2 separate regions of the Homo sapiens genome follow, and region 2 is linked to region 1. The links are chromatin loops, found by intact Hi-C in ENCODE. Cell type or tissue: endothelial cell of umbilical vein. All regions are shown on one strand. Each heading gives the region's core, and the rest is flanking DNA. Links, peaks and the distances in the headings are about the cores only. Region 1 overlaps LINC02240 (long intergenic non-protein coding RNA 2240). Region 2 overlaps LOC124901056 (a long non-coding RNA gene).

Region 1 (4,399 bases), core at 192-4,191:
GGGGGCTAAAAATATTTAACAGTTATAGTTTATCTACAGCATGGTATAAATTGGAATTTCCCTGGGCAAACCAGCACATATGAGACCACATGTCACTCATTTATTCTATAAAATATCTCAGGCTATTTTGCAGAACTTTCTCCTAAAAAGAGATCTAGTCACCAAGGGAGACTTTTATGAACTGAAAAGAAGAGAAAGAGGAAAATGACACTAAGTGTAGCTTCCCAGTCCAGAAACATTTGTGTCTCACAGGCAATACCCAGCTTGAAATTGACAGGAAGGATATCTCACTTGAAAGTACAGTCAACTTACTATACATAATCTGAAGTGATTTAAAATGAAGTTGGAGCTAGAATAGGATTTTTATGGAAGCCCGACCTTTGGTCTTGCTCATTTCGTTACCAAGTATTTTACTGCTGACATTTAGTCTGGGCCAAAGTTTGTCTCTACGCATTTCGAAGTCATGCCATTTCATCAAATGGCATTTTGCTTTTGATTAAGGTGCTATAGCATTAGTTGCCTTATAAAGTTAATAGTATTTAAATATTTTATATTGACCAGCTGTTTTTCAAAAATATGACTATGTAAAGGTAATATCTAATTTAATCTAAAATATTTAAATGAGGAACCTCTCAAGAGTGAAATGTTGCTGTTATCAAGGGTGGGCTGAGATGCATTCCAAACAGACCCCACCACAGACATAAAATGGCAGAAGATGAACCGCAGAGCCTAGGATTAGTGTTGCTCTGGGCCTCTCACATGCTGTGTCCTCCTTATGACACTGTGGAATGTTTCAGGCCTCAGCAGAGCTAGCTTCAACATGGTTTGAACCACAGTTACAAAGCTAAAGATGACAATCATCACTATTACAAATGTTTTCAAAGAAAAATGTAAACTAGATAAAAATAGAAACACATCATTTAAGCTTGAAAAGAGATTAAGATTTGAATCTAATGCTTCTCAAATGAGTTCACAGATCACTTGCATAATGGTCACCTGGGGATCACATGAAATACACAGAAACACCAGCTGCTTTGCTTGCCAGACCTGCTGAATCAGAATCACTGGGTGGAAGCTTAGAAATCTGCATTTTTAATAAGCACCCCAGGTGATTTTTATTTTTATTTTTATTTATTTATTTTTGAGAGGAGTCTTGCTCTGTCCCCCAGGCTGGAGTGCAGTGGTGTGGCCTTGGCTCACTGCAACCTCCGCTCCCGGGTTCACGCTGTTCTCCTGCCTCAGCCTCCTGAGTAGCTGGGACTACAGGTGCCCGCCACCACACCCAGCTAATTTTTTTTGAAGTAGAGACAGGGTTTCACCGTGTTAGCCAGGATGGTCTCAATCTCCTGACCTCGTGATCCTCCCGCCTCAGCCTCCCAAAGTGCTGGGATTACAGGCGTGAGCCACCGTGCCCGGCCCATCCCGGGTGATTTTTATGCACACTAAAGTCAGAGGACCACTATGATATGAACAGTGTCCAAAAAGAAAATAATTACTCAGAGCTAATAAAGGTGAAGATAAGAGCAATTAGGCAAAGATAATTTCCTATGTTTAATATATTTTTTGTTTGAATTACTGTAAATTAAGGAGAATGAGAGAATAAAGAGATAAAACAAAGCCCATAGGAATCACTGCAGCAAGTCAGAGGAAATGTTTAAATACTTGAGAAGCAGCCAGATAATTACTGGGGAGTGGGAGGTAGGGGGAACCTGCTTGGAGATCCCTTGGGACTAGCTTCACATTGCTAATTTACAATCACATGCTGTATCTGTCACTTTTACAAATCAATGGGAATGCCCACTTTTTAACAGCATGGAGTTACTCACAATGGTTGCTGGTGTTGGTCATCCAGAGGGGACTTTTCAGGATGCAAGAAAGAATCTTGGTGACACACATTCACACACACACACACACACACACACACACACCCTTTTATGTCACTTCCAATTTACTTTATCTTAAACTGTCAGCAAGGAGAACTTATGCTTATACTAATAATTAGAGGTTTGCATTTAAGCCAAAAATAATAAACCCCGTGGGTAGCTCTGCAGACAGCTGGGTTGTAGTAAGTAGAGCCAGAAGAAAAGACATGACTCTTTGTATTCGCAGCAATTTTATAATATGTAGGGAAGGGAAATGGTAGAAGAATAGATTTTATGTCTTTGTTTAGAAAAGGCATTTAGAGAAAATGATCGAGATTGTCATTAAACATGATTTTTACTATAAACAGCAGAAAAAAATGAAAAATTATTAGGTTAAAAATCATTAGTTTCAGCCATCTGGGAATCTCATTGTGCTGAAGAAATAGGACCTAAGACTTTTTTTTTCTTTTAAAAAACAAATGAAGAAATAAAGATGCTGCTTCTGTAAACTTCATTCTGATTAAAAAGGAAAAGTATTGATGATGAGAAATAGGTAAGTACTGTGGAGATTGCCATTTTGAAGAAAATAAATACTTGCTTAAGCCAGACATGGAACTAAGATTTTTTTTTTAAAGTAGATTTCAAAAGTACTTAAAGGAAAAATACAGCAGTTTCGTCCTTTGTATGAGCCTTAAAAGGGAACATTGCTCAAGGGGTGTGGTAGAAAAAATGAACTTCAGTTTATACAATCTCTGTTCAAATGGAAAAGAAAGGACTTCTAAAGGAACTGATTTAACTGTGCAGGAAGCTTTCTCAAAAGCTTGGAATATAAAAAGACATGTAGAAGAGGTAGAAGGAGGGGCACAGAGCCAGGAATGAAAACAGAAGCACAGCCTGGACTTAGAAGAACAGTGTCAGAAAGGTTAGAGGACAGAGGGCTGAGGCTTGCAGAAACAGCTAAAGAAAGGAAAAGGCTTTGCAAGCCATGTTCAGAGACAGACTGTGAACAAAGGAGGGCCAAGATCATTGCCCAGGGAAAACGGCACAATGAACAGATGACAGGAAAGCTTACCAGATTATCAGTTGATTAATCTTTATATTCCCTAGGGCTAGCACAGTGCCTGTCACCTATCAAGTGTGTCACACAAGTTGAGTAAATAAATAGATGAAAAGTTCAGGTAGTAAGAATTATTTTGAAAATTGAAGAGTGGCAGGATAAACATAGCTTTTAAAGAGGAAATTTCAATACCAAGACAGGAAGTAAAATTAATAAAGAGAATTGGTTTTTTAAAATTAACATCTCACTTCAGTCTGAGAAGGATGACATGCCAAAAGGAAGCAAGAATCTGCAGATCTGATGTTAGAACTGTCATTAATAATGTTCAGGATCAAAGTGTAGAAGTTTCAAAGGTGCAATCAGAGTACTGATCCAAAATTTCAAAAGGGGAAAATAGATGGATTTGGGAAATTTCAGAACAGTGATCTGATTATTTCTGTCATAATTCTATAATGTCTTATGAAGCAGAGAACTTGGAGTGATTTAGATAAACAATGATGTTTACAGCCTACTGAAAAAAGTGTAATAAAAAACTAATAGAATTTATTTTTCATAGGGTTAACTAGTCTATTTATCAAGAAAATACCATACTCGTGATTTCAGCAGCGCATCCTGCAAAATTTCTCCTTTATTAAATTTTTATTTTATTTTAGAGAAAATATGGAAAAAGATTAACTTGGTGATGGTATAAACAAATGGGTTCATAAATTTCCAGACATACCCCAAGAGGACCAAAATAGAGTGAAACATTTCCAAACTGTTCTGTAAGACTCTGTGATTGGCCTTGTATTGTTCAATATTTTGACCAATGACTTGAATTAAAAAACACAATAAGGAAGTAGTTATATAGTTTGAATATATAACAAAGCTAGAGACAAAAATATCATGCTGCCAGTCAAAGCAAAATGGTGTATACTCATCTATTCCTGCTCCTCACCCCTAAGTGCAACTATAATCCTTGGAGACAACACAAGAGACAACCAGAGGAGAATTCTGAAAGGTGATAAGACAGGCTGTATAATGTGCCCCTAGAGATATCCACATCCTAATCTCTGGGATGTGTTATCTTACATGCCAAAAGAAACTTTGCAGATGTGATTAAGAATCTTGAGATGCAGAGTATGATGAATTATTTGGGAGGCTCAATATAATCACAAGGGTCCTCATAAGAGGGAGGTAGGAGGATCAGTGTTAAAAAGGGAAGACTATGTCATGATGGAAGCAAAGAGAATTTGAAGATGATATGCTACTTATGGCTTTGATATGGAGAAAGGAGCTACAAGCCAAAGAATACAGCAATCAGAAATTCTTTTGAAATAAACGAAAAATTAGAAAATCTCAGGAAAAATGTTATTAAAAAAAGCCAAATGGATATTATAGAACTGAAAAATACAATAATAGAAATAAAAATAGTAAAGTGGAGATGACAAAAGATATAATCAATGAAATGGAGGAAAAATCCACAAGAAAACGGAAAAAT
Region 2 (4,399 bases), core at 122-4,121, 290 kb before region 1:
AATAGAAACATTAAGCTTCAAGGAAAGATTAAATTTATTTGGAAGGCTTGGAAACCTTCCAAATTTATTACTTTTGTTAAAATGTTGCAGTTGTACTTTTATGACTGCTAAACATATTTTTTTTTGATGTTCACTGGGCTTAGGGGCGCATGTCATGAATTGTATCATTTTTCAATGTCTGTTGCATTACAAAAAGCTCTAGTTGATCCTTGCATGCAGTGTGGTTTGTCTCTTTTGAGTTCCTTGGCAACAATAACCTCTCATCATGATTACGGAGTCTCTTGCAGAAGGATGGGCCTAATCCCAGTGCTCCATCAACTCAGTAATCTATTCCAATCAGTATTTGATGGATTTGACAGGCCATCTCTAGCCAAGTGAGACAGATTCAGGCAGGTCAAGCATCTTAGTGCTCTGCTGCGAAATATTGGGGAAAACCTTTGTGCTACATCAAAAATTATGGACACTAAAATTGCTTCTGGTCTCTTCCGTGAGGATAGAGAATGAATATAAAAAATTTCCAGATGCATAGTTCAAAATACACCTACTATTTTAGTTATTGAACAAGTTCATTCAATATTAAAAATTAAGGAAAAACAACCTGGTATTATATTTAGCCAACAGCAATAACTCAAGATTAAATAAGCCAGTTGTTTCAATGCATGGAGATTTCTTAATATGTTTAGTTTTTCTTATATGCACATAAACAAATATCTTATTTCTGAAAACCATGAATCAAGTCTCACAATTCAATTTTAAAAGGCATTAATAAATAAACATTTTTAAAGATATAATATAACCTAAGATGGCAAGCATCATCTCCCTTTATGTTTTTAAATATAATAACAATAAAGGGAGTCATCTGAAAAGGAATTCACTGTTTACCTCAAATCTAGCTCTTATACTTAGTGCTCTCTGTTTCTGTAGATTGGGGAACACGGAAGGAAGCTTTCTATGTAATGCGGTGAACCATTGATTTTAACTAGGAAAGATTAGTCTCTCTTAGGTATTTTTTCCTTTCTACATTACTTCTTACAAGACAAGAATTTAGAAAACTAATTTCTCAATATATGTTTATTATTATAGCTGATAATCAGCTATAATTTATATAAAGTGATATATAATAGTTAAACATTCCTTATCTTATTTCAGAAGCATTTTTTTTTATATTATACACCCTGGAAAACATTTCAGAATGTTTGATTCAACCACCATTTGAAAGACTTCAATGTGTTCCAAGTAGTAGAGCGAAAACAACTTATTAAATGTATTCCAACTACTTTTAATGTCTAATAAAAAGCAGGTTTAGGGAAATGTATGAAGAGTTATCAATTTAAAGTGCTTACTTTTCTCACTCTACTATTTTCTGACTTTTTCCCCCCAAGAACTCAGCTGGCTCCATGTGATTTAACAGTAAGATTTAAATAAGAAAGAAATCCTAATCTTTCCATCCTTCTTTGCCTTAGGGCTAAACTGTGCACAGTAGCTGTTAATCTAAAAGTTTTATCTAAGATTTCAAAAAGCAGCTTCACATCTGATGTGAAAATAGCATAACCTCAAAGCACTAAAAGTGATTATCATTTTCTCTATGAGAATGTAATTTATAGAAGCAGAATTCTTCTACAAATACATCTTGAATGTTCATGGCCACATAAATGTGTGTGCATCTTAATATGAGAGTGTTCCTATTACACTCTCCAGCACTGAGGTGGTGTACTTGATTGAAGTAAATGGGGGCATGGGAGGATGTTTGGTCAAAAATACACCAGAAACATACTGTTTTGTAGCAGTACTGAAATGGATCTTCTGTTGTCATATTTTCATAACCGTTTTATATGCTAAAGTTTTTTGCAACAAATTGGAGTTCTGCCCAAGGCTTATTCTCAACTGGGAGTGTTCGGAGATGATTCTTTGGATTGAATCAGGTTTGGCAATTTAACCACTGCAGTGTGCAACCAAATTCCCTGCTGCTCTTAATAAAGGAAATAACTGATTTTAAATGAAAGGACCCTTTACATAATATAAGCAAAACCTAGGTAAGACATAGTAATAGGATTTGTTTGGTAAACACATATAAGTTTTGGCTATGATTGAGGTAGTAATAAATAATATGTTTAGAAGCTATATCGTAAGCTGAATCTTAGGTGAGCTGGAAAAATAGAGGAAAATGCAACAGCCAGATGTGGTAAAAAGATTATGATACATCCTTGTTCTCTTTTCCCAGAAAAGAAGAGAGCATGGCTGTAAAAAAAAAAATAAAAAAATAAAAAAATAAATAAACAAAGTGTGTGTGGGTGCGTTTTAATTAATTGACAAAGAACAAAAGTAAATTCTTCCTGGACATTCACCCATCATTCTTGTGTTCATTAATTTTTATTGCTTCACAGAGGCAAATTGTAGAATTGTTATTGGAAGCATTTGTATTGGGCATGCTAATGCTAGAGGTAGCCCTTCACTTAAAATTAACCACCTAACAGATTTCCTTCCGAAGACCAAAGAGACGCAGCAAGAGGAAAACAGTCAAAGCAAAGAAGCTGGCTCGGGTCTGAGCTGTGTAATTCCGCCCTTGACCACCCGTGTCATTGCAGCCCACAGATCCTTGAATGGTGCTTGCCAGAAATCTGCATTGAGGTGCTGAGCTGACTCCCACGGCTTTTTAAGAGTCTCTGAAGGGGAGCAAAATCGAGATTAATATGCGTTGAAAAATAAAATGCCCTTACCACATTTTTGTCTGACCTTTGCACAGTTAAATGAATATATCTCCTCACTGGGAGTTTTTGGCTGCATGTCAGGTTTGCAGAAGGAGGAAAAAAAAAAGTCCTTGCAGCCTAAGGAGGAAGGGACGCTCCCAAGTGAACCTTGATAGATATTATTAGTATAGAGGTGATTCCAGGCAGCCTCTGTCTCTTTCCTTCTCTCTGCACTTTGTGTTCTACTCTGGGGCAGAATAACTGATGGAAAATTACGTCTATAGGAGAGTTGAATATTGCCTTAAAATGCCAATAAGACAAGCTTGGGAGCAGACAGTAGAGGCTTTATTTTATTTCATTTTATTTTGCTCAGGAATGCTTTACCTACCAGAGCTCTGTGGCAGAGTTGTGTGAGCAGGGGGAAATCAGACTTGCAAAAAGTTAACCTTGAACAAAGAAAACACCCAAAGCTTCATGTTGCTTGCTATACTGAGAGCTTTTTCCTGGGACGAAACCGAATTAATTGCCATGGAGTATGTGGAGAACACAAATGTAAAGGGCTTTCCTCACTTCCTCCCCTCCACAAAGGTTCTTCTTCGCTTATTTATCTCTTCCATTTTTTTTTTTTTCTTTTTTGGTCAAAGTGCCCGAGGGGAGCAACATCTGCAAGTAGCAAGAGACTCGCATTTCCTTTGTGTGTGAACGCTGCACAGACCTTAAAGGCTAAACTGGATCTACCGCAGTGTCCTGGCTGCTCCCTTTTCTTCTGTCCAATCTTCTACCCATGGAACTTGGGAAACTCTATTGTCACTTTCTTCCGAGGGTGGGTTTAGAAAAGAATAGCAATGCGTCAAGGTGACTGTGTGTGGAAGCTGAGAGAAGAGACGGTTGAGAATTAAAACAATAAAAGTCCTAGAAACAAATTTTGTCGATCTGAGAGAATGTAACCCTGAGAGGCCCTGGATAGGCTGGGCTGGGGCTGCACTGAGAAATCCCACCATGTGGCTGGAGTAGGAGTTTAGTCTCTGTCCAGCCTGCTGGCCTAACTGTGGATTTGTGTAGGTTGTTGTCTGAGCATAGCAAGCAAAAGCTGGGAGGTGCCCCAGAGTTGGCGTCCTGAAAAGAGATGGAAAAAAAGAAAGAAGAAGAAAGAGCAAAAATCTTGATCAGTGTTAGGAACAAAAGCAATCTCATTTTGAACAGAAATGCTTTCCATTTGTTTGGACTCTTAGAAGAAAGCCAAATAAGAAAAATGAAGTTCAGTTAATATTTCTCTCTTTCTTCCTTCCCTTCTTTTCTCCTGCCCTTCCCTCTCTCCCTTTCTTCCTATCTTTTATTTTTAAAGAAATAGGTATTCTCTTCTTCCTAGAGAAGAGAGTTGAGTATATTCGATTACAGAAACCTGTTTCACTGTTCATTTCTAATGGTAACTTATTCTTTCAAAAATGGAAGTTTTTGGTTATCCCGATTAGTTGGTTATTTGATGTTTGTATGTCTGTGTCTTTGTCTCTTGCTGTGGTTTGAATGTTTCTCCTTCAAAATTCAGGTGTTAATACTTAATTGCCAATGTGATGGCATTAAGGGGTGAAGTCTTTAAGAGGTAATTAAGTCATGAGAGGTCCTCCCCTCATCAATGGGATTATGTGCCCTTATAAAAAGGCTTGACAGAAGAAAATTGTCCCTCTTGCCCTTCCACCTTCTATTATGTGAGG

The links. A loop is a pair of places that touch in the nucleus more often than their neighbours do. Peaks named below come from ENCODE experiments on the same cell type or tissue, not always from the same donor. Only the 100,000 strongest peaks of a DNase experiment are listed, where the experiment ranks them.
Region 2: it touches region 1 in a loop (2.5-fold over the local background); 1 of 110 quality-filtered maps calls a loop at or near these places.

Annotation. Positions count from the first base shown.
Region 1 is chr5:125,547,984-125,552,382 of GRCh38, reverse strand. The region is part of intron 3 of LINC02240 (long intergenic non-protein coding RNA 2240); the gene reads right to left. The region is part of intron 8 of LOC124901056 (a long non-coding RNA gene); the gene reads left to right. Among named protein-coding and RNA genes, the nearest start is that of LINC02240, 57 kb to the right of the region's middle. In endothelial cell of umbilical vein, for the core only: no CTCF peak of the experiment used is centred there; DNase peaks (open chromatin) are centred at 1,932 and 2,692; H3K27ac peaks cover 1,746 bases.
Region 2 is chr5:125,833,935-125,838,333 of GRCh38, reverse strand. The region is part of intron 2 of LOC124901056 (a long non-coding RNA gene); the gene reads left to right. Among named protein-coding and RNA genes, the nearest start is that of LINC02240, 340 kb to the right of the region's middle. In endothelial cell of umbilical vein, for the core only: a CTCF peak has its summit at 2,584; a DNase peak (open chromatin) is centred at 2,583.